Regions from separate parts of the Homo sapiens genome. Here regions 2, 3 and 4 are each linked to region 1. Evidence: chromatin loops called from intact Hi-C (ENCODE). Cell type or tissue: endothelial cell of umbilical vein. All regions are shown on one strand.

What was found. Peaks named below come from ENCODE experiments on the same cell type or tissue, not always from the same donor. Only the 100,000 strongest peaks of a DNase experiment are listed, where the experiment ranks them.
Region 2: it touches region 1 in a loop (7-fold over the local background); 2 of 110 quality-filtered maps call a loop at or near these places.
Region 3: a loop joins it to region 1, with 6 times the contacts of the local background. A loop is called at or near these places in 4 of 110 quality-filtered maps.
Region 4: a loop joins it to region 1, with 5 times the contacts of the local background. A loop is called at or near these places in 4 of 110 quality-filtered maps.

The regions. Positions count from the first base shown.
Region 1 is chr20:20,726,961-20,734,960 of GRCh38, reverse strand. It overlaps LOC105372555 (a long non-coding RNA gene), which reads right to left and starts at 5,701. Exons shown (of 4, transcript XR_937312.3): 1 at 5,347-5,701. In endothelial cell of umbilical vein, no CTCF peak of the experiment used is centred here; DNase peaks (open chromatin) are centred at 390, 2,210, 2,860, 3,140 and 1 weaker place; H3K27ac peaks cover 4,338 bases.
Region 2 is chr20:20,661,262-20,669,261 of GRCh38, reverse strand. The region is part of intron 3 of RALGAPA2 (Ral GTPase activating protein catalytic subunit alpha 2); the gene reads left to right. Among named protein-coding and RNA genes, the nearest start is that of RALGAPA2, 47 kb to the left of the region's middle. RefSeq lists a silencer at 4,200-4,259. In endothelial cell of umbilical vein, a CTCF peak has its summit at 4,293 (motif pointing left); DNase peaks (open chromatin) are centred at 3,901 and 4,261.
Region 3 is chr20:20,821,073-20,829,072 of GRCh38, reverse strand. No RefSeq gene overlaps it. Among named protein-coding and RNA genes, the nearest start is that of RALGAPA2, 110 kb to the right of the region's middle. RefSeq lists an enhancer at 7,353-8,000. In endothelial cell of umbilical vein, a CTCF peak has its summit at 3,904 (motif pointing right); a DNase peak (open chromatin) is centred at 3,942; H3K27me3 peaks cover 1,409 bases.
Region 4 is chr20:20,798,754-20,806,753 of GRCh38, reverse strand. No RefSeq gene overlaps it. Among named protein-coding and RNA genes, the nearest start is that of RALGAPA2, 90 kb to the right of the region's middle. RefSeq lists an enhancer at 663-1,163. In endothelial cell of umbilical vein, no CTCF peak of the experiment used is centred here; a DNase peak (open chromatin) is centred at 4,213; H3K27ac peaks cover 828 bases.

The DNA of each region.
Region 1 (8,000 bases):
AAGCACTAGAACTTTTCTTTTTGAAACTAGTAGCTGAAGTTGCACTTTGTCCAAAGCCAAAAAGAACCCGCAGATGCCCTTTGTTACCTTAGAAGTGTTGATTCAGATTTTGGAAAGTGAATGATCAAAAAGTGTTGCAGGAAGCTTCAGTGTTTCCAAAGCATTAGCATTAAGGAGAGTGGAAAGGCCTGTTTGTGTCTCTGGGTAAGTAGAGATGACTTAGGGCTTTGGTCTGGGGATTTTCTGTGAGTGCATGAAAACCCTTAAGCAGGGTGGCATTCAAACGCCACTTCCTCTGCATGCTTTCCATAGGTCTGCGGTCACAATTCTGCCAAGAGGTTAGTGAATGGAGGAAGCCCTTTTATCAGGCAATTTTCTAACACAAAAGTGTTTGCCCTTCCTGAAATGAAGTGATGATATACTTGTGTAAAAGAGGAAGCAGCAGGCAGGGTAACTGAATGTTTGTCACTCCTCTCTGGCAGGTTTTAGATGCTTCAGCAAGAAGATACAATTAAAAACATTTCTCACACAAAAATCTCCCCAGCCCACCAACTTGGAGGTAGCCGGTATCAGAAAATGTGTTTTCTTGGCATTCAGTACAGCCAATGGCGGCATTTAAGTAGTTTGTGAAGAGCCAGATTTGACCTGTCATTTGTTCTCCTATTGCAGAGGCCTTTTGCGGCTTTTTGCTCCCCACCAGTCATTCACTGTATTTTGTGACAGTCCCCAATTCTCCTTTAGGGACATCTTGTCCCCTACCCACTCACAAGTGTCTTGGTCTTTCTCCATCACCTGCCACAGTGATTGGCAGGGGCCCAGTGAAGGTCAACCCAGTTTTCTTGTTTGAGCCCCTGAACTGCCTGGCCATCCTGCCATAGGAAGAGCCCAGGGGTGAGTCAGCTACAGAAAGGCCCAGTAGGAGCTCAGCCTTGCACCCTAAAGTCAACTCCCTTCCTGGACATCTCAGTTGCATGAATTAATACATTCCCTTTTCTCTCTTACAGCAGCTTAAGTTGGCCTTCTTCAGGGTTACATTTTTTTTTAAGTCTTTTTTTTCTTTTCTGATATGTAGTCTCACTCTGTCACCCAGGCTGGAGTACAGTGGCATGATCTCGGCTCACTGAAACCTCTTTCTCTTGGGTTCAAGTGATATTCTGCCTCGGCCTCCTGAGTAGCTGGGATTGCAAGTGCACGCCACCATGCCCAGATAATTTTTTTGTATTTTTTTAGTAGAGACGGGGTTTTGCCATGCTGGCCAGACTGGTCTTGAACTCCTGACCACAGGTGATCCGCCTGCCTTGGCCTCCCAAAGCACTGGGATTACAGGCATGAGCCACTGTAATCCTATAAAAGTCTTAACTGATAGAGTTACTCTGTTTTACTCCACATACACACTAGCAATTTTACTCCCTCCTTGCAATGAAAGGTATTGCTTTATAAAGGTATTGCTTTATCTCATTGTTTTACCCTTGGATTATTGAGAATAGGCTTTTTTTTTGTTTTGAGACAGGGTCTTGCTCTGTTGCCCAGGCTGGAGTGCAGTGGTGCAACACAGCTCACTGCAGCCTTGACCTCCCAGGTTCAAGCAATCCTATGACCTCAGCCTCCTGAGGAGCTGGGACTACAGGCATGCATCACCATGTCTGGCTACTTTTTTTACTTTTTGTAGAGATGAGGTCTCGCTATGTTCCCTAGGCTAGTCTCAAACTCCTGGGCTTGAGCAATCCTCCTGCCTTGGCCTCCCAAAGTGCTAGAATTACAGGTATCAGCCGCCGCACCTGGCTGAGAATGGACTTTGTAATAACTTTCCCTATGCAGGCCCATTTGAGATGAACGGGAGATGCCAGAAGTGCCCTTGTACTGATGCCCCCACCACCAAGCACTTTCCAGACCCAGGCTCAGCTTCATCTCCACCCCTGGGATCTCCAGGTTTAATACTTTAGGGAAACTTCACTTTGCTGGCACTCAGAGTCGGACTTGGAACAATTCTGCAGGTCAGCCCTTGCACAGCCATGAGAGTGAGTTACCTACTTCTCTTCAAATCTGGCGCCCTAGGTGCCTGGCTTGCCTTGCTCAAAGCCAGACCCTGGCCCTCCCGGAGGGGAACCAATTTTCTTTTTGTAGCCCCACACTGGGGTTTTGCCCTGGGATTTCACCTCTCACTGGGGTTTCATAGCAGAAGGTTTGATCCTCTGCCAAGAATCACAGTCAGTCATGTCAGAACCTGGTGATTTGCTAGAGAAAAAGTATCATTTGAATTTAGATTCTGAAAGCATCCACGCTGGTGGCTCCTCACCTATCTTTTCTTATTGTTTTGCTCTGAAGCAGAAGAACCAGGATCGTTTCTAATTCCAAGCCACTCAAAAACAGCTGATAATTTTTGTCTTTTCTCTTTTCTGGAAGAATATGGATGTATTTTGCCTCCTTCTTCTAACTTATTTGATCTTCTGATGGCCTTTATCTCTGCATGAGGAGCAGAGCCTTTCTGTATATAAATCCATGAAAACTGTAACAGTAATTCACACATATGATGGGCTTTATGAATTTTAGCTATTAGTATTTTTTACATATTATTTCTACTGAGTAAAGACAGACTGTTGATTACTATTGATAGAAGTACCTGAGGTTCTCATATATATTTTAAAACACTCTGAGATTTCTAAAGTAGAGGGAACATCAAAAGAGAAAATTTTTTATGATTCAGGGTATCACCTCTAAATAGCAGCAGTTGTTACGGCCTTGATTAGGTAATCAGTGCCTGCACAACCGCTGAATCATAGCCCTCTTTCTTCTTAATGGAAACTCACATGGTCATTGTGTTCACTTTCTATTTTTGAAATATACCTTCATGGGTGGAATTTTTGGTGAGGAAGTGAGGGAAAACTAGGGCTATCTAATTCAGAAATCTTGTGTGCAATCACATCAATCTGGTGAAAATAATTTTTTTTTGCTCTAAGTCAACTGATTGGAGGTGAGAAAGGAATAATGGTCATTTTATCTAATTTCCAGCAAGAATAATAAAGAGATAAAAAGGAATCAAATAAGCCAAATTAATCTGCCATTATTTTAATCAAGAAGACAGAGCAAGCCAGATCCTGAGTCACCTTCCTCCCAACTATTTTTATTGACTTGAAATAACAAAGGATGGAAGCCTGAAATGACCCAGATCAGTTTTCTTGGTTTTAGTGCCCAGTGGATAAAGCATATCCTGGAATTCTCCGAGGTGGGGACTGTTTATATAAGTCACTTTTCTGAAAATGGATTTTTTTTAAAGCTGGGGAGAAAGAAAAAAACCTAAAGTCAGAGAAAAACTTTCTGTTGGCCACAGATTAAACAACACTTTTTAAAAATTGATGGTTTTGCTAACTTTGCAGAAAACGAATTCGGTATTTCTTTAGTATGTGCTTCTTGGAGGCATCAGTCACTCCAGCATGCTTGAGAAAAACTCTTAACAAGTAAAAACAGTAAAGCAGAGCCAGAAAAGGGTTGTATCTGGGCCGATTCAAAGCCAGAGTGTATTCAGGCATTTTTAAATTATGAACAACGCATTTTGGACATACAAAGAAGGACAGAAATGATGAAATCAACACCCATCAAACAATTACATTCTCTCAAGGACCCACTAATGGCCCTCCTCACCATCGGAGGTGACCACTATGGTGGATTTGGTGTTTTCCACTCAGCAAGCCCACTCCCACGTCCCTCTGCATATGTGTCCTGGGGCTAGGCACAGACAGCATGAACTGCAATCGTGAGATATTAGAACAGCCTGGCCGGGTGCGGTGATTCACTCCTGTAATCCCAGCACTTTGGGAGGCCAAGGTGGGTGGATCACTTGAGGTCAGGAGTTTGAGATCAGCCTGGCCAACATGGTGAAGCCCTGTCTCTACTAAAATATAAAAATTAGCCGGTTATGGTGGAACACACCTGTAATTCCAGCTACTTGGGAGGCTGAGGCAAGAGAATTGCTTGAACCTGGGAGGCAGAGGTTGCAGTGAGCCGAGATCGTGCCACTGCACTCCAGCCTGGGCAACAGAGCAAAACTCTGTTTAAAGAAAAAAAAAAAGCTCACTCAACAAGTCCATTTTCAAAGTTGGTTTTTACAAGATATTTTCTATGGTAGATTGATTAATTGATTAATTAATGGTCTTCTTTTTTTATGGAGACAAGGTCTTGTTTCATCACCCAGGCTGGATGATGCAGTGGCATGATCATAGCTCACTGCAGCCTCAACTCCTGAGCCCAAGTGATCCTCCCACCTCAGCCTCCTTCATAGCTGAGACCACAGGTGTGCATCACTACACTCAGCTAAGGCCACCCTAGATCAGCCAATAGCTACTGAACTCCTAGATAGATAAGTGATCTCAGTCAAGACCAGCCAAGCCCAACCCAGATCAGATGAACCCCATAGACTCATGAGCTGAATAAATGTGTGTTGGTGTATGCCAATGAAGTTCTGTGGCTGCGTTTTAGTGGCACAGAGAGCGGACACGCCCTCTTCCCAACTGTTCTGGAGACTCCATCCATGTTCCTACCTCCCTGCCAGCTGCAAGTAATTAGTAATAACTTGAGTTATCTCAAATAACTCAAGTTTTTTGAGACAGAGTCTTGCTGTGTCATCAAGGCTGGAATGGAGTGGTACAATCATGCCTCATAGGATCTCGCTCTGCAGCCCAGGCTGTTCTCAAATTCCTGGCCTCTAGCGATCTTCCTGCCTTGGACTCCCAAAGTGCTAGGATTATAGGTGTGAGCCCTAGTGTCCAGCCCCAAATGAACTTTTTTTTTTTTAAGACAGGGTCTCACTCTTTCGCCCAGGCTGGAGTGCAGTGGTGTGATCTCCACTCACTGCAGCCTCTGCCCCCAGGTCCAAGCAATTCTCATGCCTCAGCCTCCTGAGTAGTTGGGATTACAGGTGTGCGCCACCACACCTGGCTAGTGTTTTTTGTATTTTTAGTAGAGACACAGTTGAGCTTTTATACAGCTTGACTGCACTGAAAAATCAGAGGTTTGTTTAATCCAATATAGTAAAATCATATGCCCCAACTTTTTTTTAAAGCTTCATCTAGGAACTGAAGACCAACTGATACCTAGGACTCTGCATTTAGAGCTAGAAGCTACATGAAAATTCATCCAGGCCAGAAAACTTACAGTTTAGATGGCTTCAAGTCTCTAAAGCTAATTAATAACCAGGCTAGGTCAAAAGCTCAGGTGTCTCCTAGGACAATGTTCGACTAACCATATTATTTGCTGGCCTGAAAATTTCAGTGGAAGCTCAATATTTGGTGAAAGCGGGAAAATTAGTGAGCTAATTTTTTATAATGATGGTTCTCAATGAATCACACTTACCAATATTCATGTCCTTGGATTGTTCCCCGCTCCTTGAATCTGGGCTGGTTCTGTGACCTTCTTTAACCAATAGATCATGGAGGAAGTGACAGGGTGCCAGTTCAATTCTAAGCCTTACAAAGGCCTGGCAGCTTTCATTTTTGTATTTTAGAAGAAGCCAGCCACCATGTAAGAAGTTTGAATATCCAGAGACTGCCTCCCTGTGAGAAGTCCAATCTAGCCATGTGGAGAGGCCAAGCAGAAAGGAAGTGAGGCCACTGGTTAACAGCCCCAGCTGAGCTTCAAGCCAACAGTCAACACCAGCTTGCCAGCCATGTTAGTGAGGCCATCTTGCAAGTCCATTCTTCAGCCCCAGTCAAACATCAGCCATGTAAACCTGAGATGAACTGTCCCAGACAAGCCTTGCAAATTGCAGGATTGTGAGCAAATAAACAAAATGTTTTTTTCAGCCACTAAGATTGGAGATAGTTTGTTACATAGCAATAAGTAGTTGAAACACAGAGGGTATCAGCTTGTGGCCTCAGGCATCTGAAATGAAAACAAAAAACAAAACAAACAAAACAAAAAACCAAAACACTGATCTCCTTAGACTCATCTCCTGTATCCGGTAACTTATCTCTAACATCCTTCCAATTCTAAAATTCTTTAAGCCTGTGACTCCTTGGCTCATTCCTTTTAATATCATACTAGCCTTGTGTCTACATGATCAAATGATTTTAGTTTACAGAAGCTGACTGGCCTGACAGGGATTGCTTTTCCCACCAACGAGCAGGAATGCAGCTGGCAAAGGGGAGGAAGAATGGTCTTCCAGAGGTAGAGGCAGAGAGTAGAAGAAGCCCCAATAGTTGAAGTGCTGGCAGCAAGGAAAGAAAACCCAAAGTTTGTCTCCATGGAGGATAGTGAGGGTATGTATAGAGTAGTAAACAGAATATCCACAGGAAAAGCACCAGGCATGCTTGAAACAGGCAGGTCAGAAATTGACTTGAGAAATAGACTTCTGATTCATCTAGTCGAACAAAAAGCACTTAAAAATATACTGGGCCAAACTCGTTAACATAGTGAGACCCCATGCCTACAAAAAAGAAAAATAAAAAAGTAGCCAGGTATAGTGGCACACCTGTAGTCCCAGCTAGGAGGGAGGCTAAGGTGGGAGGATCACTTGAACCCAGAAATTCGAAGTTGCGGTCAGCTATGATCACACCACTATACTCCATCCTGGGTGACAGAGTGAGACCCCATCTCTAAAAACAAACAAAAAACCCCTTTTTAAAAGAAATTCAACTGATTGAAGCATAAAAAAAGGGTAATGGGACATCAGATCATGTCAAGTCTTGTTGGTCATTGTAAGGACTTTGGCTTTTTAATTTTTTTTAGTTGACACATAATAATTGTGCATATTTATGGGGTACATAGTGATGTTTCAATACATATATTTATAGTTATCAGATCAGAGTAATTAGCATATCCGTCATCTTAAACATTTATTATTTCTTTGTGTTGGGAACATTCAATATCCTCCTTCTAGCTATTTGGAACTATCTAATGTATTATTGTTAACTATAGTCATCGTACAGCACCATAGAACATGAGAATTTATCCCTGCTATCTAGCTGTAATTTCGTATCCTTCAGCAAATCTCTTCCTATCCCCCTCTTCCCTCTGTCCTTCCAGCCTCCAATATCCTCTGTTCTACTTTTTACTTCTATGAGATCTTTTTTTTAGCTTCCACATATGAGTGAGAACATACGGTGTTTAACTTTCTGTGCCCAACTTATTTCACTTCACATCATGTCCCCCAGTTCCATCCCTGTGGCCATGAATGCCTGGAGTTCATTCTTTCTATGGCTAAATCGTATTCTATTGTGCATAAATATCACATTTTCTTTATCCAGTCGTCTTCTTCAGGAGCCTTTCCTACTCTCTCTGAACTGGTCTATCTTGACTTCCAGCTTCCAGAGGACAAACTGAGGCATGTATTTACTTCCTTCCTGCTTTTCCAAGTGCCGTTCTGGTTTGTCTTTTTACCTGCCTTGTGTGAGCTGGATGACCTTGTGCCAGCCATACAACTTTTCTGAGTGTTGGTGAAATAAGTGCATGGAACTGCTTTACAAAACGGCATTCAGATGTGATGGCATTTTCCAGCCATCCTAATGAGGCCAGAAGCATCATGGCAAAGCCAGGCAAGTGGTTTCCTCCCTAGTTCTGGGAACAACCAGTCACTAACCAGCTTTGGTTACTTTTTCTCTTTACAATGGAGGACTACATCTGTCAGTTGCATTCCACTCTCGAAACCTTCTATGATTCCAGAATGTTCTTGCTAATACTCTTGACAATTATGTAAAATCATTTAACCTAGGCTGTATCATGGCCAGTGTTGGCATGGGGTAGGGTAGAATTACACAGGCAAAGCAAATGAGGGGCTTTCCTTTTTTCTTTTTTTAAGAGACATGTTCTCACTTTGTTGTCCAGGCTGGAGTAGAGTGGCATGATTATAGCTCACTGCAGCTTTCAATTCCTGGGCTCAAGTGATCCTCCTGCCTCAGCCTTCCAAAGTGTTGGGATTACAGGTGAGAGCCACCAGGCCCGGCCTTGGCCAGCTTTCTTCACATTTATGGTCCAGAAAGAAGGGGATATTTCACCTCATATAATGGGGC
Region 2 (8,000 bases), 66 kb after region 1:
TACTAGAGAAATAGAATAGTTTGGAGTTATACATGTATGTTTTAGAAAGTTTATAGAATTTGATATTTCCTCACCCTCCCACACTCCAATTAAAATACATCGACACAAGAGGCTTAATTTCAAAACGTAAACATGTTCTGGCATTGGAGTGCCACTCATTTGGATGTTCTTCAAATATCACAGGATTTGAAATCACAGATAAACAGATTCTTTATTCTAAATTTTATTTAAATTACCCCACTATATTAAACCCTGTTTCTATCTTGTCATTAGCCTTCCTAGAGACCTGAATGAGTTCTTTATAGTCTGTAAAGTGTGGCCCAGGCTGGTCTAACACTCACAGTCCTCTCCCTGGCTCTCAGTGTAGCTCTTCTTCATATTTTGTGGTTACTCTGTGGAAGTGCTCTGTCGGGCTAACACTGCCCCTTTATCTCTCTTTGCATAGTTTCACTTCTGCCTCTTAGTTTATTCAGTTCTCTTTTCAGGGACTGCCCTTAGCTCTTCTCCCCATCTGGCCCATTCTCTCAGGACCTGTTTAGACCCACCAATTTCTCCTGGCAACTCCTGCTGGAAGTGCTCATTCTTTCCTTTGGACTCATATAATAGCCCTGCCTTGTGTTATCATTTGACTGTGGCTGGATATCCATAGTTATCCCTTAATGTGGCTATGCCTTAGTTTCCTAATGAGAGTGTAAAAACTCTAACTCCATGTTTTTTATGTGCATTTTTGTACATATTTTTGAGTGGAAGAGGGACAAGGACATATAAAATGAACAAGAAAAGCAAATTCTTCCAAAGCCAACAACCGTGACTTAACAATCCTTTGTTACTTTTTTCTTTTCTTTTCTTTTCTTTTTTTGAGACACAGTCTCGCTCTGTTGCTCAGGCTGGAGTGCAGTGGCACTATCTTGGTTCACTGCAACCTCCGCCTCATGGGTTCAAGCAATTCTCCTGCCTCAGCCTCCCAAGTAGCTGGGACTACAGGCACCTGCCACCATGCCTGGCTAATTTTTGTATTCTTAGTAGAGATGAGATTTTACCATATTGGTCAGGCTGGTCTCAAACTCCTGGCCTCAGGTGATCCATGTGGCTAGTGGCTACTGTATTGGACAGGGAGGCTCTAGAGTCCTCCAGTAGAGCCGTATCTCATCGTTTGAAAGACCACTTTTCATTGTTAAACATGGTTAAATCCTTAGTATCTTGTACATCTGTATCCTTGTAATGCAGGGGACTTTGACTTAAGGTTTAGGATTTTACTGAAATGGTTTCTCTGGGCTTCTTCTTATTACCAGAGTGCCCTTGGCTGAGGGGAATGAGCATTTACCTCCACAGGTTGGAGAAGCATGGCTCCAAAGTGACCCTCTGCAAACAGAATTGAAAAGCCATGCACAATGTCATTCTACTGTTTTCATGCATTTTTTAAAATGAAAATAATGTTAAATAAAGGCTAGCCAAATTCCTTAGGACTTCATCTCCCCACCACACCTTCAACCTTTCTCCATCTGTTTCCCCTTCAAGATAAAGAAAACAGTTTCAGTGCACTCCAGGATGATGCACCATGTCTCTTTCTCACCCGTCCTTTGGTAGGAGATTCTTATTTGAGAAGCATTGGTGGAAGAGGCAAACTGCAGCAGGTGAACCACACAGCAAGTGCAGATGACATGTGGGTTTCTTCTAGGACATACAGAGAAAGAAAAATAATATTGTGGATGCTAGCTTTTGTTTTTCCTTTGGTATTGAAATTTGATTGCTTGCGATTTATTACACGCCTATATGTACTGACTCCCTTCCTTCTCTGCAGTTTGGTGTTATGCTGGATTGGATGGCTGGACTCAGCATGTGCACAGTCTGGGTGTAGTTATGTTTGGGATTCATAATTTGACCAGTGGTGAATCCAGGGATGTAGTGGAATCTATGTCTTACTTTAATGGAATTCAGCACTGGGTCTCTTGTTCTTCATTGCTCCAGGTGAGCTTATATAGATAGTGGATTTAGCCCCTAATTTTTTTCCTTAGAGTAGGGGAAAAGAATTTTTAATGATTTTCCTGATAATAGTAATATAGCTATATCCAGTACAGTGCCAATAAGATGAAACAAATGGCTGATTTTCACTCTCTGTAGCATTGTTTTGTATATGCAATCCAGTAATTTGAATGTTGATTTTATTTCCCATCCAAATGCATTCATTTATAACTTTTCACATTTAGTAGCACCATTTTACTTCAGATACTAATAGTGAATTGCCTAAAGAAAAACTAGAGTTATGAATATAATAGGATTACAAACAATTCTGAGATTTATTTCCTTTCTTCTTCCTTTCCTTCTCCTCCTCCTCTTTTCCTCCCCCCACCCCTGCCTCCTCCTCTTCTTTTGTGAGAATTGCATATCTTTTGTAACTCTTTGAAAATGAAAACAAATTAAAAGCTCCTGTGGAGGTTCAGTGAAAATGCCTGAACTGAATTCTAGGCAAGTCAACAGATTCAGGCTCGGTGTCCTACAGGATTAAGTAACGATTCCTTTTCTTTCTTTATACAATGGCTAATGGCTTTTCTTATAAGCAAATAATACATAGCAAGGTGGCAGAATCATATTTTTACAATTAACTAGTTGCCACAGTTTCTGCGCTTTTCTCTGCTTTGTTATTTCTTATTCCAGGCTGTCCAGTGTGCAGCCATCCTTCCGTGCTGCTCCCTCCTCCCATGCCGAGGTGAAGGACTTCCTCTACAAACCTCTCAGGCTGATACTGCTTTTTATTTTGTTTCCTGTAAGGGCCACTTCACGGTTTTTGAGTGGAAGAGGGACAAGAACAACTAAAATGAACAAGAAAAGCAGATTCTTCTAAAATCCTTGGAATTTAAGTTCTTATTGAGGATTTCAAATATTTAGATGCTTTAGTAGATTTTGTTTTCTTTTAAAAGAATGATTCCAATTTTGAATGCAGCTCTTTGGTCACTGTCATAATTCTAAATGACTGATTGCAATTGAGAAAAAGCCACTATCAATTCAGATTTTCTGGAGAACATTTTTAAAAGAACTGAGCTGACAAAGACACCCATCTCTCATCCCCAAAGTCTCCCTGAGTTCCAGTTGGCAAAGTGAATGTCTCTAGTTAGCATGACTAAGATTTTGGGTCACATTTATGACATGGGGCTATATTTAAATGATAATAGAGGTGTGTAATCATCTGGCTTTCTTTGTAATGCCAGCCATACTTGTGGCTTTTATTGATGTTGAACCCTTGGTTGGGAACAACTCCAAATGATAACATTATTGTTATGGCATAGTGTGATCTTGCCTTGAGACTGCTCTGCAGGGATCACAGTAGAGGGCCAGGTGGCCAAGGTACCCTTTTTCACTGGTCTCATATGTTGCCTGTGGTGGTGAATTAGCTCTGTAGTTGCTCCTCGGTGCTATCGCCTGTACTGGATACTGGGGAAATAATAAAACATAGGACTGAGATCCTTTATCTCTATAGCATGTGGTTATTCTGGTGTCTGATTTTGATTGTGAAATGTCTATGATCTGTACAAACCGGAAGGTGGGAACAAAATATAAACATGTGGTCCATTTTGGAGATTCTTTGCATGCACTTTTCCTGGTTAAAATGTGATTATCCTATTATAGAATGTTAGTAATTTTAATTAGACAAATGTTTGAGTTGAAAGGAGTCAGTTTCAATGGATAGTTTAATATGCAAATTTAGTATTAAAGACTGCAGTCTCCCTTTTGCATCAAGACTTATAGGTGAGAAACTTGGGATTGACCCAACGGGATATACCAAATTACTCAGTTCACCTTGGAGGAAGGGACACTGGAGATAAGATGTTCGTGGAAGTCTGAAATTACATTCTTGTTGTTATCTGTTGCAGTCCAGGTGCCCTGAGCTTCCTGGCATGCTGGCCTCTTTCACATAGTGTGCCACTTGATGTGTTGGTAACTGACACTCTTAAGAGGAGATCCTGTGGAAGGCAATACTAGCAAAAATGCTTCCAAGAATCTTTTAAGGGCAGATGGTAGAAACTGCATTAGGGCTAAAGATATGGGAAATTCACACTGAAACCTGAGCATGTTTATTTATTGTTAGGATAGCAGGAGACATGTAGAGAGCTTTTTTCTCTTTAATTAAAATTAATCTGTTAATGCAGTTTTGGTAAGTTGATTTTTTTTAAATTAATATATACCTTTAGGAGAGAGTTGTACAAAAACTTGCTATTATAAGTCTATTACTTGTTTTCTGTTTGGATATGTAGTGTGGTGGCTGTTACAGAGTGACATCTAGTGTTTGATGTGGTTTGTGACACTGTACAGGTTGGAAGGGTCTGGCTTGAAGCCTTTGTGCACTGGCTTTTCCTGCAGGCCTTGGGCACTTGCTGAATGAATTTGACAGGGTGGCCAGTCCCAAGACAACCTGCAGGTGTACAATGCTTTCTAATTGTGCTGAGGCAGGAGTTTAAATCCTCTGAATTTATGGGGTGGTGGGAACCAAGTAGTGGCATCTCACTGGGGTTTTGTTATTCTCTACTCATCACTCCTATAGAAACTGTCTTGGAGTGATTTTTTCCCCTAAAACATGGCATAAAACGGATGGCCAACTAGTGCTAGTACCAAAACTGAAGAGATCGGAAAAATGCAGTAGTTTTCAGGCAGAAAATAGAAACTTGCATGAAATGAAGAATAGCATGGCAGATTTGGTTGTGACTGAGATCTCCTGTGTAAGATACTTTTGTGAGAAGAAGACTCCTTTTGAATCTGTTTTAGTGAATGCTTTATTCGGGGCAAAACCCACATATTATGGGTAGAATTATATGCTACTAATTTGGGGATTTGTGAAGGTCACTGAATGTTCGTTCCGTCATTAAAAAAATGAGGAGTCCGGTGCAGTGTGATTTTTTTCTTTAAAAAGAGATTAGACCTTTGCATGATCCTAAGCAAAGAGAAAAAATAACCTTGAAATCTATTAAGTGCTGCCTTTCCAGTTTTTGAAGGTTGCATTTTTTGTACCTAATAAAAAACATTTTGAATATCACATTTTACTACTTAATACGGTAGTCCCCCTTATCTGCAGTTTCACCTTCTGAGGTTTTGGTTACTCGTGGTCAACCAGGGTCCAAAAACATTAAATGGAAAATTAAAGAAATAAACCATTCATAAGTTTTAAATTGCATGCCATTCTGAGTAGTGTGGTGAAATCTCTCACCATCCTGCTCCATTCTGCCTGGGATATGAATCATTCTTTTGTCCAGTGGATCCATGCTGTAGATGCTAGCTAACTGTCAGTCACTTAGCAGTGGTCCTGGTTATCAGATAAACTGTTGTGGTATCACATTGCTTGTGTTCAGGTAACTCTTAATTTACTCAATAATGGCTCCAGGCCAGGCGTGGTGGTTCATGCCTGTAATCCCAGCACTTTGGGAGGCTGAGGCAGGTGGATTGCTTGAGGCCAGGAGTTTGAGGCCAGCCTGGCCAACAGGGTGAAACCTCGTCTGTACTAAAAATACAATAATTAGCTAGGTGTTGTGGTGTGCTCCTGTAATCCCAGCTACTCAGGAGGCTGAGGCTTGAGAATCACTTGAACCCAGGAGGCAGAGATTGTAGTGAGCTGAGATCGCGCCACTGTGCTCCAGCCTGGGTGACAGAGTGAGACTCTGTCTCAAAAATAATAGTAATAATAATAATGGCTCCAAAACACAAGAGTAGTGATGCTGGCAATCAGATATGCCAAAGAGAAGCTGTACAGTGCTTCCTTTAAGTGAAAAGGTGAGCGTTCTTGACTTAATAAGAAAGAAAAAAACTATATGCTGAGGTTGCTAAGATCTACAGTAAGAATGAATCTTCTATGAAATTGTGAAGAAGGAAAAAGAAATTTGTGCACAGTGTATATAGGGTTTGGTACTATCTGTGGTTTCAGGCATCCCTTGGGAGTCTTGAAACATATCTCCCTAGCATAAGGGAGGACTACTGTTTATTTTGTTCAGTATTGGTAGTATTTTTCTTCACTCTGTGGCTCTGTATATTTTGTGCTGGTGCTCTTTTATCTCTTTTCTGCCTACTACCTAAGACTTTGTTCAGAGCCTCAGTTTCCCCACCAGTGGAGTATCCTGCTAAGCAGTCTTTTGGTTTGTAATCTTCTACCCCTTCTCTCTCCCTCACTCACCTCAGATGCTGTGTGATGTAATTTCGATTCTCATTGCCTTCAGGACAAAAGTCACACTCCCCAGTATAGCCTTCAGAATGTTCTTCGTCTAGTCTGCCTCCTTCTCTATCACTTATCACCTGTCTTCTGCCCTCACTGGCAGCCTCTTACAGGTCCCCAAATAAGCAGCAAGGCTTTTTATTTTTTGCTGCTGTTTGGTCTGCCTGAAATGCTCTTCCTTGCCTGGCTCACCCCTGTTGTCCTTCAAGATTCAGTTCAAGGGTGTTCTCCCTTTGGAAGTGCACCTTGTCTGTCTTCATTTCCTTGTGCATGTACTGACATCCCTGATTTTCTCACCTTTTCCCTCTTAGGGCTCTAACTTTTAGAGCAGGAATGGTGTCTTTTATGTATCTCTGATCCCTCACATGGTACCTCGCACATAATGGGCACTTAATAAGACTATTTTTTAATGAATTAAATAAATGTTTGATTAAGAGGATATTTAATTACCTGCAGTACTACCAGTTCAACTGTCTGTAGCTTAGTGATTAACAATACTTGGTGATAATTTCATTATGTAAGTCATTTTTGCTTTTATTTTTATTGATTTCTTCCTTAATAAAACTTTTTTATTTCTATTTTTTGAGTTTAAAACTTAGTTCTTGCATTGTAGGAAATTCAAGTCTATGGATTTGTCTCTTATTTCAGCTTTGGCCAGTTTTTGTTATATGCGAATCACAATGTTGATTATTTTTCGTTTATATAATCAGTTTTTTTAACTCGAGTGTTAAAATCCACAAGTAATTGAGAATTACTTTTTTTTTTTAACTTGAGTGTTTAAAATCCACAAATAATTGAGAATTTTTTAGCTTAAACTCTTGATGGTGGACTCCCAGTGTATTGAGTTTGCTTGTGACCTGTGTAACACTTACTTTGAGGGATTTATTTGCATCGCTTAGAATAATAACTTTGTAAATGTTTCATAGATGTTGGATTCTGTGAAGTTTGATATATAGCTGTTAAACCAGTCTTGCTATAACTACATTCAAGTCTTCCGTATTATACTGTATTGCCTATTTTATTTCTCAAAGATAGTGTGTGTTAATATCCCCCATTTAAAAAGTGTTTTTCCCCTTTAGTTTCTGAAAGTTGTTTTAATGGAGTATGCCTCCATTGTTTTATTTTCATGCTATGTTATTTGTTGCATAAAGATTCATAAGTATTATAGGTATATCGTAAATTACATATTTAACCTATTTGAAATAATTCCCTTTGTCCTGTTAATACTTTTTTACTTGATATTAATATTGCTTTGTGTGGGTGTGTGTGCATGTGAGCCTCCTTTTCTGTATTTTATTGTCAGTCTTTCTGTGTTTGAAAGCTGGGTCTGATGGACTTGGTCTTCGGTAGGGGAATTTAACCTGCTTATACTTACTACTTTTTGTGTGTGGTAACCAGTACACATCTGTGTATTCTGATGCCCATTGCACTTGGTTTTAGCTTTTCTTCTAACTTTGTTTTTGGGGGAGAGGTCACTGATTTTGGCTTTATGGAATATGCTTTGTAATTTGGAAGGTGCACTTTCTATTTTCATTCCAATAACTATCTTTCAATTAACAATATCATTTGCATTGTTTTTCTTCTAATATCAAGAACAAAGCAGTATTTCAGCCAGGCACAGTGACTCACACCTATAATCCCAGCACTTTGGGAGGCCGAGGTGGGCAGATTACTTGAGGCCAAGAGTTCAAGACCAGCCTGACCAACATGGAGAAACCCTGTCTCTACTAAAAGATACAAAAATTAGCTGGATGTGGTGGCACACGCCTGTAATCCCAGCTACTCAGGAGGCTGAGGCACAAGAATC
Region 3 (8,000 bases), 94 kb before region 1:
GGAAGCAAGGTACGTCTTATATGGCAGTAGGAGACAGAGAGAGCATGCGAAGGGGGACATTTTTAAACTTTTAAACCATCAGATCTTGTGAGAATGCACTTACTATCACAAGAACAGCATGGGGGAAACTGACCCCATGATCCAATCACCTCCGACCAGGTCTCTCCCCTGACATGTGGGGATTACAATTTGAGATGATTTTGGGGTGAGGACACAGAGTAAAACTATGTCACCCCATGAGCAGGGTCTCATTTACAGATGAGAAAACTGAGGCTCAGAGAGGTTCACAGACTTGCCTAAGGTCCAACAGCTGGAAAGTGGGATTGAGCCAGCTGGATAACATTGGTTTTACGAAAGGGTAAACAACTAAGACTTAACACTACTAAGGGGCATTTGCATTTTAAAAACAAAACATATGGCTAGAGTTTCAGATAACAAAATGAAACTCTAACAGTGTAATTGGTTCAATGTGGCATGCAGAGTGTGATAAGTAGATGTCATATACTATTAATTATCCAAATAAATCAAGGAGAAAGGCAATTTATATTTAAATTTATATATATATATTAAAAAGAAACAGCCATAGAGGTAAAGGAACTGTATCAGCTGGTGTAGCTTTGGCTGCTGTCTTGTTAACTGAGGCAACGTGACAGCTGTGCCTCTCAGGTTTCCTGCTGCAGCGAGCATAATTGACCAAAGGCTCCAGGTGCTGCCCCTGACTTTAGGCCCAAAGTCTATACTTCCATGGACTGTTTCCAGCCAATGACTAAAAGCAGCAGGGATATTAAGGCAGGTTTATTCTTTGAGACCCAGCTAATTTTGGCTTAAGGACCACCCCCACCGCCCTCGGACTTGCCAAAACTCTTTGAGAATTGCATTGCAAAAACTTTTCCTATCAAATCTTCCTCCCTCCCTCCCTCCCTCCCTTCCTTCCTTCCCTCACTCCTCCACAAGGGTCAGACCTGCATGTTGGCTGAAGGATCTGCCAGCCTCCTCTGGTGCCTTCCTTCCTCCCTCACTCCCTCTCTCCCTGCTTCTTCCCTCCCTCCCTGCCTGTCCTCTCCTTCCCCTTCCTTCCTCCTTCCTCCCTCCTCACTCCATTCCTTCCCTCGCTCCTCCACAGGGTCAGACCTGCATGTTGGCTGAAGGGTCGGCCAGCCTCATCTGGTGCCCTCCTTCCTCCCTCCCTCCCTTCCCCCTCCTCCCCTTCCTTCCTTCCTCCCGCCCCCCCTCCCTCCCTTCCTTCTTTCCTTCCTTCCTTCCCTCGCTCCTCCACAGGGTCAGACCTGCATGTTGGCTGAAGGGTCTGCCAGCCTCCTCTGGTGCCCTCCACAATTTCTCCAATAAATCCCTTAGAAATCTAATTCCACCTTGGCATCTGCTGCTTGGAGGGCCTGGACTTAGACAGTCAAAAAGAGGAATTTATTAGAATATGGGGCAGTTCACAGAACCTTGAGGAAAACTTTCACTAGCAAGTGACAAGAAGAAGCTGGGCAATCCCAGGAAACCAGACAGCGAGAACTGATGGAGGCACCACCCCAGGAGAAGGCAGTCCCAGCCCTTTCCTGCCCCGAAGGACAGGTTTTGGCTGGCCTAGCTTAGGTCAAGACCCACCCTAGGCTGCGTTTGACAGACCCACTAAGGCTGTCTGCATCTGAGCAAAGTGTAGCTTTGCAAAAGGAAAAGTGGGAAGAGAATGAAAGGACGTGGGATGGATGAACACAGCAAATGTTCTCACAGGAAAAGCAAGTACCTGGTCCAGAATGTTCTTTGCTGAGTACAGAAGCGTCACGTAAAACCCTGATCCACGGAGTCTGTAGCAGATTCTGACTGCCCAGATTCCTTTCCCTCTCCCTCTTCCCTGAGTTCCCACTGCCTTCACTGCTGTTCTTCCTCCAAGAGCTTTCGCGAACACCAGAGCCCCTGTGCCTCTCCCTGCAGCTGGCTGGGAGTTCCAGGGCATTAACACAGACAGTCTTTGCCCATCAGCCAGTGACTGTATGGAGCTTGGATGTGAATACACAGCTCCTGCATCCCTCCGAGGCATCTCCACACCGTCTCCCAGAGGTACCGGCGGGATTGAGCTCCAGGTGCCCACAGTGGTAATTTGCTATATAACACACCTATTATTGGCCACCTACCTTTCCTTGTCTCTCTTCCTAATTCACCTCATTTGCCAGGGTTTTCTTCGTCACCCAATAAACTGCTTACACTAGGATCCTTGCTCAGGGTCTCTTCTGGGAGAACACAAACTAATTGTTATGATAAGAGATTGCACTGCCATAATTATAATCCATGCACACAAAAATGTGGGTAAATCTTACACTCCTGATAGGGAGCGAAAAAGCCAGACACTGACGAGAACACACCGCGTAGTTCTATCTGGGCAAAGGACAAAAGCTGGTCACAGGAATCCTTGCTGTTAGAATCAGGAGAGTAGCCACCTTCATGGGGGACGGTGTGAGAGACTGTCTGGGGATGTTCTCTTCCTGGATCCAGGTGCAGAGGTGAGTTTGAGAAACGTCATCAAGCTATACAATTATTATTTGTTCATATTTCTGTATGTACAGTAGACTTAAAATGTTTTTTAAAAAAATACAATGAGCAAAAAGAAAAAAAAGGAATGTGTCATTTGTTTGTCCTCCTATCCATCCACCGATCCCTGCGTCCACAGAATAATGAAATCCTAAGTTCCAAGCTTCCACCTGAAGCTTACAGTCTCCAGAGGAGGCACGCAAGCACATTCCATAGGAGTCGTATTTGAACATGGGGATCTTTTGTTTTGAGCAAAAAGTTCCCTGTGCATAATTTCAAGTGAGCGTTCTATAGAACAGCACTTGTCACTTGGGAAGACCGATATAAAAATAAATTCTAGGCCGGGCGCGGTGGTTCATTTCTGTAATCTCAGCACTTTGGGAGGCCAAGATGGAAGGATCACTTGAGGCCGGGAGTTCAAGACCTGGCCAACATGGCAAAACCTCGTCTCTACTAAAACTACAAAAATATGGCCAGGCGCCGTGGCTCATGCCTGTAATCCCAGCATTTTGGGAGGCTGAGGCGGTCGGATCACCTGAGATCAGGAGTTTGAGACCAGCCTGGCCAACATGGTGAAACCCTAGCTCTACTGAAAATACAAAAATTATTTGGCTATGGTGGTGTGTGCCTGTAATTCTAGCTACTTGGGAGGCTGAGGCAGGAGAATCGCTGGAACCCGGGAGGCGGAGGTTGCAGTGAGCCAAGATTGCACCGCTGCACTCCAGCCTGGGTGACAGAGTGAGACTCTGTCTCAAAAAATAAAATAAAAATACAAAAATTAGTGGGGCATAGTGGTGGGCGCCTGCAGTCCCAGCTACTTGGGAGTCTGAGATGGAAGAATCACCAGAGCCTGGGAGGTCGAGGCCACGATAGAGCATGCAGTGAGTGCTGCACTCCAGCCTAGGCAACAGAGTGAGACCCTGTCTCAAAAAATAATAAAACAAATTATAGGTTTGGTATAAAATACTTAGCCCCTTCAATTTCAAGAATAAATCTTGTTACCACCCTCAAAGCAAGATGGGAAGAGAGGCAGAAACCCCTCACGGTGTACTTGGGGATGAATTTGTCCCCTGAGACAGCTAATCACGCTGGAGGCAGGCCTGCACCCCGGCCTCCCTCGCAGCTCACAGTCTCAGCGGGGGACAGTGCCAGAGTTGGGTTCTTACCCACCAGAGAGGCTCCCAGGCCCCTCTCAGACCAGACTGAAGCAGAATTCTCCTCTCTGCCTTCTAGAATGTCTCGTAAAAGCTGCTCCTCTTGGGGAGGCTCTGGGCTTTGGAGAGAGCACCTGGAATTCCCCACTAGAAAAGCCCAAAAACTGAAAAATATTCATTACGTATTTTCAATACAGAGTTCCTGACGTTTTCCAGCAGAGGGCGCTAGAGAAGAGCCGGCCAAACCTGCAGAGCGTTGACCAAAGTCACAAGAGTAAACCAAACGCCTCGCCCTACCAGGCGTCTCCCCACCAGCTCGACCCCGCGGATTTCTCCCACAGAACACAGCCCCAGCCCTGGGCCTCCACGTGTGGCAGAGCAGGGAGCAGGCCCTGGGACACTTTCCTACTCAACAAATGTAAGCTGTCTATACATGATGGTCACTGTCTTGTGATAAGACTTTGAAGAATTGCTTGGTATTCAGAGCACTTCGGGGCGATCCACGGGGAGCCCCACAGTCTTGCATGGTCCACGCGTTCCTCTGCTCATTTCAGAGTGATCCTTCCTCTGTACCGCCTCTGCTCTTTTTCTCGTTCTTATTTTTTCTCCTTTGAGGGGAAGTAGAGGACTCCAGGTAGCAGTTAGTTGTACAGGACAACCCCAAATCCTACCCCTACAAGGCTTACTTTAGTAAAGCGAGTTGTTTTTGACACAGTAGAATTAGTACTACCTCAACCAGTAGTCTTTGAATTGATCCCTTAACTGATTAAGGGATGATTTTAGCAAACATTTACAAAAGGAAGGAATTTTTTTAAAAATAAAATGTTGTTTTCTAATTTTATTTTTTTCTAAGTCCTCTTTTTTCTCTCTGGAGGCCTGTAGAATCTTCTCTGTATTATTGGCGGCTGAACAGAGCAGAGCGCTGGGTGAATTCTAGAGTTAGATCTCCCTTCTGGAGCGAGGCACTCACACCCCCAGCTGCTGGGAGAGCCATTGCTCACAGCTCACAGCTGAGAGCTTCTCTGGGCATTGACTACCCTGGCCAAGGTTGTGGTGACTCTCTCGGGAGGCAGCTTGCAGCCAATGTCTGGACAATATGGAGGGAAAAGGGCCAGTCCTCTCACCTCAATTCAGGATGATGCCAAAGGGACATCCTAGCTCCAGAGCTCCCTGTGGGATCACTTGAGCCTTTATCTTGCCAGACAACATGCACATCCCTGCCCTAGGCTGTGTCCCCACCTCCCTCCTGGATTCCAGAGCAAGAACCAGGGTCAAGTCACAACATAAACGAGGGGCAGGAACATGAGGAGAGGAACGATTTGGTGATGGAGCTGTGACCCACGCTCCCATGTGCCATCACCCCCACACCAGCGCCCTTCCCTCAGATCGCACTCAGAGGCACATGGGAGAGTCCCTTGTGATCACCTGACAGAGGAGGGGAAAGGTTAAGCTTGGTGCAGGGGTGAGTGAGCTTGAAATGTGGGCACAAAATAAAAACTGGCTGCAGATGTACTCTGGCCGCCTCATTCAGGGTGGTCATGAGAGACGGCGGTAATGGGGAAGCTCTCGCAGTGGGCAGGGCTTCAGGCAGTGTAGAAAGAGAAGTATCCTGAAATCAGACTCCACATTGGCTCCTGGGCAGTCTTGTGTGATTTGATGGGCTCGTCAGGGCCTGGAAGGAGGAAGGTTGAGAACACGGAGGGGAAGAGACATGTGACTGTGTCTATGGAAGTTGGCACCCAGTGAAGATCCTGGCACAGATGTTAATATCCGCCAGAGAGCAAACAACCCAGAAAAGGCTTGACACAGCCAAGGAGAGAGAACGGCTCGGTCAGCTGCTGTCTGTTCTAGCCTCTGCCATCGGTTGTCCCAGTGCTGGCACAACGGGCTCACAAAGGGAAAGGCCATGGTGGCAGGGGTGGAGGCTCTGCATGTGCCAGACAGAAGAGCTCCAACTCGCCAAGGCTGAGCCACTGCCACAGCCAAAGGGCCAATTTGCGAGCCACAGAAACCAAAGTCAAACCCCTAATCTTTCAAAGTGACCGATGAAAGAGTTGGTGGCGAGTTGATGACACTGGATCCCTTCACTCTGGAAGGGGGAGCAATTCATCTTGCTTGGAGGCAACACACATTCTGCTTCCCTGCCTGTAGAGTGTTGGCCAGCACCACAATCCATCTTATAATATTTGATCCACCAACATGGAGCTCCGCTTACTCACCACCACCTCGGATCAAGCAACCCACTTCACAGCAGAGGAGGGATACTTGGTCATGGGTCTAGTAGTCCTCTCTGCAGCACTCACAAGCTGATGCCTGAGAAAGTGATGCCAGAGCCTTCTGAAGGCACAGCTGGGGCTCCAGCTTGGAGATGATGCCCTTCCGGTATAGGGTGGCATTCTCTGGGATGTAGTATATGCCCTGAATCAAAGACCATGGCATGGTGCCATGTCCCCTATTGATAGAGCCAAGGCATGGATATTAAGGCGTGGCCCTACTCACCATCACCTCCAGTGACCCAGGTGGGGAGTTTGGGCATTGTACTCTGCAGCTTTAGGTTCTGATGATACAGAGCTGCACTGGCCAACACAGTAGCCACTATCCCAATGTAGCTATTTAAATTTAAAGTAATTAAAATAAAGTTTAAAATTCACTTTACATATTTGTTGATTTATTTATTTATTGAGACAGGCTTTCACTCTGTCACTCAGGCTGTAGTGCAGTGGTATGATCACAGCTCACTGCAGCCTTAACCTCCAGGCTCAGGCAATCCTCCCACCTCAGCCATGCCTGGCTTATTTTCTTTTTATTTTTTGTAGAGACAGAATTTCACTATGTTGCCCAGGCTGGTCTCAAACTCCTGGGCTCAAGCAATCCCCCCACCTTGGCCTCCCAAAATGCTGAGATTACAGGCATGAGCCACCACGCCTGGCCTTAAAATTCACTCTCCGTGACACACTAGCCAGATTTCAAGGGCTCAGTGGCCACACATAGTTATTATCTACCATGTTGGACAAATCAGATATAGAACATTTCCATCATCATAGAAAGTTCTATCAGACAGCACTAGTCTATAAGATCCCAGTTCCTAGAGGGGTAACACTTCTTCCAGGAGAAACCGTGTGAGTCCTACTACATTTAAGCTATTGCTGCTGCCTTATCACTTTGGGTTCCTCTTGCCAAGCGACCAGCAGACAAGAAAAAGAGTCACCTTGCTGGCAGGCAAATTATCCACATTCCTCAGGAGGAGGCAGGGCTGCTGTTGCAGAACAATAGGTCAGGCCCCCACGTGATCGGCCAGAGCATCTCTTGGTTCCCAACACCCGCCCAATTTTGATGGAAATGAACAAATGCAGCAGCCACGCCTGTGAAAGACTGTGGCCAGGGCTTGCTCTCCTCAGGGATGAAGGTCTGGGTTACTCTCCCAGATAAGCCACCTAGGCCAGCAGAGGCACTAGAGGCAAGAGGTGAGGGTATAAAGATGGAGTAAAATAGAAGAGGAGATAATGAGAATCAGCTACAGCCTCGGGGCTGAATGCAGTCATGGGGATTACAATGTATGTCAATATCCTTTCTGTTCTATGTTTCTCCAATAAAAATGCCCAGCCACCATCCTGGACGAGCTGTTCCCACAGAGGATAAACGTCTATTCAAAGCAGCTGGATTCTAGTGGTGCCCAAGGGGTGGATGTGGTGGATGCTGTGATGCACCCCTTTCAGGTCCCAAGCCTCTTTCCCTGTTACCCAAACTACTTGTTGCTGATGGTGAACTCCTAATCCCTCTCCAGGAATTGCCCGGGGCTGGAGGGAGCTGCTTCGCCCAGGTTACACCCAGACCCTGAAGGCAGCGTCCAAGCACTTGTCGATAAAGGGAGACAAAGTCTAGCTCTCTGCAAGATGTAGATACTCAGCCCTGGGGCATTTTCTTCTATAAACACTTTTTTTTTTCCCAGAATTATTCCTTCAGTATTTTTTGGTCTCTCGTTCTGGGCTAATATCTTGAATTAAACTTCCATGGCTCATCTTTATGGTCTGCGGTTTCTGTGGTTTTGCCTGAGGAACTGGAAGACTTTTTCTGCTTTAGCTTCTAGTCCCTCTGTTGAATTTCATATTTCTCTAATCATTTTTTTTTAATTTCTAAGAACTCTTTCTTATTTGAGCGTTCCTTTTATTCACCAGATGCTGTCCATGTTGAATTGAGGTAATAGGTTTGTTTTCGAGTTCTTTTCTGTTCTCTAAATTACCTTTGTTTCTTCCAGAATTTGTTTTTTCTTAGTTTGTTTTGGCCCCTCTCATTCTTCGCACAGCTGATGTC
Region 4 (8,000 bases), 72 kb before region 1:
AGCGATAACTTGATTTGCCTACAAAAAAGTGCATTGTCAAGAACAAATCTAGCAGAGGTCGGGTGAATATTTGGTGGCCGACTGTCAAGGTCTCCTCTGGCTTCGCTCTGCCCATCCCCCATCACATTTCTGCAAATTCTCCCTGCAGGATGCCTTGTTCTTAAGGAATTCAGGTATCACAGGCGGCATCCTTTAGCTTCCTTGTAATATCAACTGACCCCTCTATAAAGCCACCCCAAAGGGAAACCAGGGTGCTCACCATACATTAGAGAGAGGTAGTTCTAATACAAGTTCCCTAATCTTCCTTCCAACCAGATGGCTGCCCCCCAGACCCCGCCTATATGGAAATTTTGGATCAGTTGCTGTTTAGAGGATTAAGTTTATCCCAAACAGACAGAGAGGCTTCTCCCTACATCACAACAAAGCTGGAGAGGGAACCAGCACAAGGACCAGGCCCCTGCCAGACATCTGGACTGCAGGAAGTCTGCTCCTCTTTGGAAACCCATAGAGAGCCAACCAGCCTTTAAGTGCTTTATGAAGGCGAGAGCTGTTGTGTGGAATGTGAGGAGCAACCCTGTCTGACTCTGCCAAAACACCTAAAGGAAAGGTTTGCCCCTGGCCAGGAGTAGGTACCAGGCAGAGCCATAGTCAGCCTAGCCACACAGCCTCCGGCCTCAGCCTCCAGAGACAGGTACCCAGTGGAATTCCTTGCCAACCCTCGCCGCATTAAGTGGTGATGGGAGATTTGGTTGTCCTACCTGCAGTGCACACTTTGGAGAACAATAGGAGTAAAGTACGCAGGAAGAACCCCAGACCTGGCACATGCTACCTGGGCGCTGATCCTGAGACGGGGTAGGGAGATGATTTGGGCCCCACCCACTTGTCTCTCACTGAGGACGTCTACTACAAGCTGGTGACCGGGAGGCCCCAGGGCTGGAGGGAATCCCAACGAGGCCATCCAGACCTTGCCCCATAAATCCTGCTCAAGGCGCCATACCTACAGATTGAGGGACCTGGAGGAAGCTAAAATAAGCAGCTCCCACCTTAAATCTTACTCAAAGGAGTTAACCCTATTGCCTGCATACCCACAAGGCCAGAAGAAAAACTGACCCTTAATCTTAGCTTCATTATAACACCAAAAATCACACCCGGGTAGAGATTTAACATCCTAATGAGACGTGACACAGGAAGAAGTGTATTTTCATCTGCACGGGTGCTAAGCATTCCCGCCTCTACATGCCTAACGCCACTCCTTTCCCGCTGTGGCCCCTATAAAAATGCCTTTCCAACACCCTCCAGGGAGCCAGCTAGGGAATCCTTTCCCTGAGCTGCCTCCCTTATGCCTGGGCACAGCCCCATAAAGCCTTGTTTGGGAAAGCTCTTTTGGCCTCATGACAATTCCTATTGCATTGAGAGCCCAAGAACCCGTGGTGGGTAACGATCTGACCCAGCCGCCATGCCAGGCATGGGGATACAGCTATGAAAGGGAACAGTCCCTAAGCTCAGGGAGCTCATAGGTGGAAAGGGAAAGGAAGCACTGAACAGTGTGGTCAACCGAGATAGACAAAGCCTCGGAGGGAGTGTTTAGCAGGGGCTCTGCAAGAAGATACTGTGGGCCACATTCTCTTGGCCCACCCGGTGCTCACCTCCAGTTGGTGGGCAATTTCTATGCACACTGGGAGCTTCCTACTTCAAGAATATGCCAGCCTCTCCCTTCTTCTCTACAGGAGGACTGCAGGGAGGCCAGGAAGTGTTGAGCACTTAAGGCCCCCAAGACAACATTCGACCAGTTGGTGAGTACACGCCGTGGCTTCCTCCCCACTCTCTGGGGCAATTCTGATGTGTGCTCCACTGTCTCCCAGAGGTCCCTGGCAGCAGTGAGCCCAGCGGCCCTCTGCAGTAACTCACTCATGAGCAAACCCTTTATTGACTTCCCTGCCTCACTTCCCCACTCTTCACAGGGCTTTCTGGGTCACCTCCCAAGTAAACCAGTTGGCTCAAACCCTTGTCTCAGGCTCTGCCTTGAAGGAGAGCCCAGGCTAAGAGGAATCTGAGACATCACATGGCACTTTTGTGCAAATTAGAAGATAGTCCCTTTCCCCCCACCCCCTGAAGGAGGCAGCCCGGGGCAGAGTATATCCAGCAGAGAGTGACCCAGCCTGGATGTAACCATCTTTCTCCAGCTACCTGTAGGACAAGCACCTTTCAAGTAGTGCCTGTGGGGTTCTCTGACACTTCCTGACAGCCAGGCCTCAGCAAACACATCCCTCGTTTCCCTGAGATATGAAGCACAGATACGTGGTCTCCTATACAAACTCCTTAGGCCAGATAAGTATCAGAAATTGAACAGTTCATATCCCATATTTGACATATCACCCCTGGAAGAGTCTGGGACCACACTCCCAGTTTAATCAATCAGTTTAAAATTTCTAGGACAGGCATGGTGGCTCACGCTTGTGATCCCAGCACTTTGGAAGGCCGAGGCAGGAGGATCACTTGAGCCCAAGAGTTCAAGACCAGCCTGGGCAACATAACGAGACCCAGTCTACAAAAATTAAAATTAAAAAAATTTAAAAATAAAATGAAATACAATTTCTGCTTCTGCATGTTTAACATAAGGAGTCTGCCCCGACTCTCCAAAAACTGTTGGTTCTCAGATTTCAAATGGCAGACAAGGGATTGTGGCACTGTTTAATGTCCTGTCCATTCAAATCGTATGACTCCAAGGCCCACTTCATGCCCCTCCTCTTTCATGACCTCTTCTCTGAATTCTGAAGGACTCACGGGGCTCATGATCTATACCATAAAATAAAGCACTACCAATGCAGTACTCTTCTCTATTTTCTTGTAGTTTTTCCTGCATTCGTTCTGTCTTCTGTTTCAGTTGCATAAGTCCTTGAAGGTAGAAATCATGTTTTATGTAGGATGTTGGATTGGACAGGATTTGGGGTTGTGTGAAAAACAAATTCAAACCAGAGTTTTAAAATTTTTTGGCAGGATGCAGTGATTCATGCCTGTAATCCCAGCACTTTGGGAGGCCAAGGCGGGTGGGTCACTTGAGTCCAGGAGTTCGAGACCAGCCTGGGCAACATGGTGAAACCCCATCTCTAGAAAAAAATACAAAAATTAGCCAGGTGTGGTGGCTTGCACCTGTAGTACCACCTACTTGGTGGGGCTGAGGCTGGAGGATTGCTTGAGTCTGGGAGGTGGAGGTTGTAGTGAGCAGAGATCACCACTGCACTCCAGCCTGAGCGACAGAGCGAGACTCTGTCTCAAAAAAAAAAAAAAAAAAAAATCTGAATTTTTGCTTTTGTAATTGAAAAGTGCAGAATTAGCCTTTGATTCAGGTCCAGATGAACTCAGGCGCTCCACCAATCCATTGGGGCTCTGTCTTTTGGTTCTTTCTGTGTCTCTTTTTTCTGTCTTTGCTCCTTCTTTCTTGGTGTTATTCTTGGCTGGCTTTCTCCATGTGGTAGCCCCAAGAGACACAAAGCTTCCAGCAGTTAGCTGAGCAATCCCCAGGGAGAGACAGCTTCTGTGTCCTGATATTTTCACAAAACTCCCACCAAGCCCTCTTATTGGCCAGCTTGGCCCTGACGCAATCTCCTTGGCCAAGGGTGGTGGGCAACCAGTGCTTTCGGATGCTGTTGGTGGAATGCAAAATGATACAGCCCCTAGCAAGGGGCAATTATATATATGTGCATGCTCTGATCCAGCAATCCCACCTCCAGGAGTCTGTCCTACAAGTACAGTGCAACAAACAGCATATGTATGCATAAGGCGATTCATCACAGAACTTCATCATAACAAAACATTGGAAATAATCAATTGTCCATCAACAAGAGATTGGTTTAATCAACTGTGGCACATTCATACAATGGATCTGCTAAAGGGAGTGAAGAATATTGTGATGGTTAACTTTATATGTCAACTTGATGGGACCCTGGGGGGGGCCTAGATATTTGGTCAGTCATTTTTCTGGGTGTTTTGGATGAGATTAGCATGTAACTCTGTAGGCAGAGTAAAGCAGATTACTAGCGCTAAAGTGGGTGAGCCTCAGCCAATCAGTCGAAGGCCTAAACAGAACAAAAAGGCTGGCCCTCCCCTGCATAAGATAATTCTGTCTGGCATCCTTTGAGCTGGGATGTTAGCTTTTTCCTGTCTTTGAACTGAAACAATGGCTCTTCCTGAGTCTTGAGCCTGCCAGCCTTGGACTGAAACCACACCATGATCTCTCCTGGGTCTCCAGCTTGCTGACTCACCCTGCAGACCTTGGAACTTGTCAGCCTCCATAACTGTGTGAGCCAGTTCCTTGTAATAAATATCTTTCTATGTATACATACGTACACATTGACACAAATATATACAACTATATCCCTTGCCCAACACACATCCTATTGAGTCTGTTTCTTTGGAGAAAGAACCCTGACTAAAACAAAAATCAACATTTACCATTATGGAGTAGTCTCCAGTATACTTCATTAAATGACACAAACAAGACAGAGAGAGGTGTATGTGATTCGTTAGCATATATAGATTTTGCTTACATTTTTTAAAATGGAAAGGTAAATAAGAAAAAATCTGAATGGTTATCTGTAGGACACAAGGAAGAAGAAAGTGAAAAAATCAAAGATTTGGCTTTGGAAACTCACACACACACACACACACACACACACACACACACACACACACACATACTAGGCAGCATCTCACTCTGCTCACCCAGGCTGGAGTGCAGTGGCACGAACACAGCTCACTACAGCCTTGACCTCTCAGGCTCAAGCAATCCTCCCACCTCAGCCTTTTGAGTAGATGGCATTGCAGGTGCTTACCACTATGCCCAGCTAAATATTTTTTTTAGATTTAGGGTCTCCCTGTGTTGCCCAGGATGGTCTTGAACTCCTGGACTCAAGCAATCCTCCTGCATCAGCCTCCCAAAGGCATGAGCCACTGCGCCTGGCTTAAATAAATATTCTTAAGTGATTATAAAACAAAATCAGATGAAGTATTTCTCATATTATACTTTCCTAGATTCAAATTAGGAAACCTGGCCTGATGAAGTATGTCTGGGACCCCCCACCCACCAACTGAAAGAGGTCGTCTTGAAGCAAGACAAAATTTTGCATTTTCTAGGATAACGTGAAGCTGTGCAGAACCAATGGGACAGAATTTTTGGCATTGGGACAGTGTGAGCAAATGTGGGGCCTTGTGGTTGCTGCACCCTTTGAAGCGCTCAATAACACTTCCTGATTAAATAAATGTGTCAATCAATTAACCTACATAGGGAGGCTGATATTGCTAAAGTTACTCAGCCTGAAACAATGAGAAACTACTCAGATTGCTATAAAACTATACTATAGATGGAAAGCATCCTCTTATAGGCAAGAAATGGAACAAGGCATGAAAAACAGTAATCCCAGGCAGCCTTGTGAGATGGTGAAAATCTACAAGCCAGAAAAATGTGCACATCCAGGGACATTCAGTCAAGGTCTGAGAAAGAATCTAAGGATTCGAGCAAGGACTTGTCAAAACCTATGCTTCATTTTTGGAGCAGAACAAGCTCAGAAGTTCACATCATGGAAACTGACACAATCTCATCTGAGAAACTGGGCCATTTTAAAGTACTTTGCATCCAACTGCTCAAATTGTGGGCTTTCGAATCATGAGGCTGCAAGGGACTAATCTAACTTATGTGGTAATCCATCACTCCATGTAACAAAATATTTCATGATAAATCACTAAAAATATCTGCTGCTTCATTAAAAGAAGACCTCTATTTGATGATGCGTGCTCAAGATGAAAGAGAAGCAGCTTATGATGGACATCCCATCCTGCTTATCCACAGCAAAGCTGGAACAGGGCCAGGCACTGTGGCTCACGCCTGTAATCCCAACACTTTTGGAGGCCGAGGCAGGTGGATTGCTTGAGCCCAGGAGTTTGAGATGGCGAGACCCCCATCTTTACAAAAAATACAAAAATTAGCCAGGCATGGTGGCATGCACCTGTAGTCCCAGCTACCCGTGAGGCTGAGGTGGGAGGATGGCTTGAGCCCAGGAGGCAGAGGTTGCAGTGAGCTGAGATTATACTGCTGCACTCCAGCCTGGGCGACAGAGTGAGGCCCTGTCTCAAAAAAAAAAAAAAAAAGAAAAAAAGCATAATAGATGCAGTCAATGTACCATAAATGCAAAAATCCAGCCCCCTCTGTCCCTCACAAGTGGCTTTAGATGATTATACCCCAAGAAAAAAACAAGTCAGGCTTGCTTCTGGCATTGTTTAAGTTCATTTGTACTCTGTGATTACCCTCTGGGTCCCTAGACATCGCAAGCATTATCAACTGTGCTGAACTTAAATATGTCAGTATAAGCCTGGCTGACTCTACAACCCCAGCCACAGGGATCGGCAATTCCTTTGCAGGGAAGCCTAGAGGGAGAGGCCACAGAGGCAAAATCTTGGTAAAACAGAGTGGCTCCCATGGCCCTCTCCCTAGTCCCAGCAAAGGTTCCATTTCTTTGCCCCTGGATGAAACCACCCTGAGGCATATCCCCGGGAGGGGGGAAATTGTGCCCTATTTCCAACAATAGTAGCTGCCTCTCTAATATACCCTGTATTGGCTGCCTTCCCTCCTGGATCTCACTTCCCTGTGTCCTAATTGGTACTTCCTGGAATAAACTGCTTACACTCAAATGACTTTCTCAGGCTCTGCTACTCAGAACCCAAATTAAAACAGTCCCAGATATCTACAAACCTCTCTGAGCCCAGAAGCTCATGAGAGGGAATCCAGGCTGTCTTACTAGAGGGTTGTGCTGGAAGAAGTGTCAGTACTGCAAGGAATCGAGCCAGAACCATGGAGACAGAAACAGCAAGGCCAATGGGCAATATGGTGTCTTCATTCTGTTGAGTCGATTGCAGACGGAGAGACTGAGATTTCACGTGACTGACTGCAGGTGCACGAGTGAGCCCAGCTGAGACCTGCTGAGCCTGACACAGCTCAACAGAACTGTAGCCTCCTGAGCAATAACAAATGGTGGTTGTTAAGACCCATGAGGTTTGGGATCATTTGTTATGCAGTAATTGATAACTGCTGCAAGATGCTTGCTTTTTCATGTTTCTATTAAATAACAGGGAAAAACTGCCCCCGAACTGTTAATAAACAAGGCAAGAAAATCATGGAAGGATAGCCCCATTGCCTCAAATGAGAAAGAGAGTGGAGATTAGAGATTGCAATTGGCCTGCAGCTTTTAACTAGAGGCATCAAAGGACTCCAAATACTTCCTTTCTTTTTAATATGTTGTTGCTTGTACTGGGACAGGCCCAACTGCAGGTACCAGGCAGTGCCTTCTCTATCACCCTCTCCAAATATTCACGCTAAGGCCCTGAGCTGTTCTAAATAACGAAATCACCTGCTTTCAGGCAGAGGGTGAGAAAATGTGTCTAGTGTTCAGGCTATGCTTGGTGCTGCACCGTGTGGCTCACAAAGGCCCTAGAAGCCTTGAGGTAGAATTCAAGGTGACCTGGTGTTTCCAACTCACTGTGATAAGAAGAACCAAAGGAAGTTCTGGACTAGAGAAGCAGCTCCTAAATTAGCAGGGACTCCAGAAGGCAACACACCAGCCTGGGAGGACCACTCCCCTCCTTCAGCTCTCAAAATGACCCTTGAGGCACAGAAAATATTTGCAAGACATATAACCAGAAAGGATTTGTACCTAGAGTATATAAATAACTCCTTGCAACTCAATAATAAAAACACAACCCAATTTTTAAAAACTGAGCAAAATGTTTGAACTGGAGCTTCACCAAAGATTTTTTTTTTTTTTTTTCTGGAGACAAGGTCTCACACCGCACTCCCAGGCTGGGGTGCAGTGGCACCATCATAGCTCAGGGCAGCCTCGAACTCTTGGGCTCAAGCAATTCTCCACCCTCAGCCTCCCTAGTAGCTGGGACTACAGGTGCTCAGCGCCCACTTGGCTAATTTTTAAATTTGTGTGTGTGTGTGTGTGGAG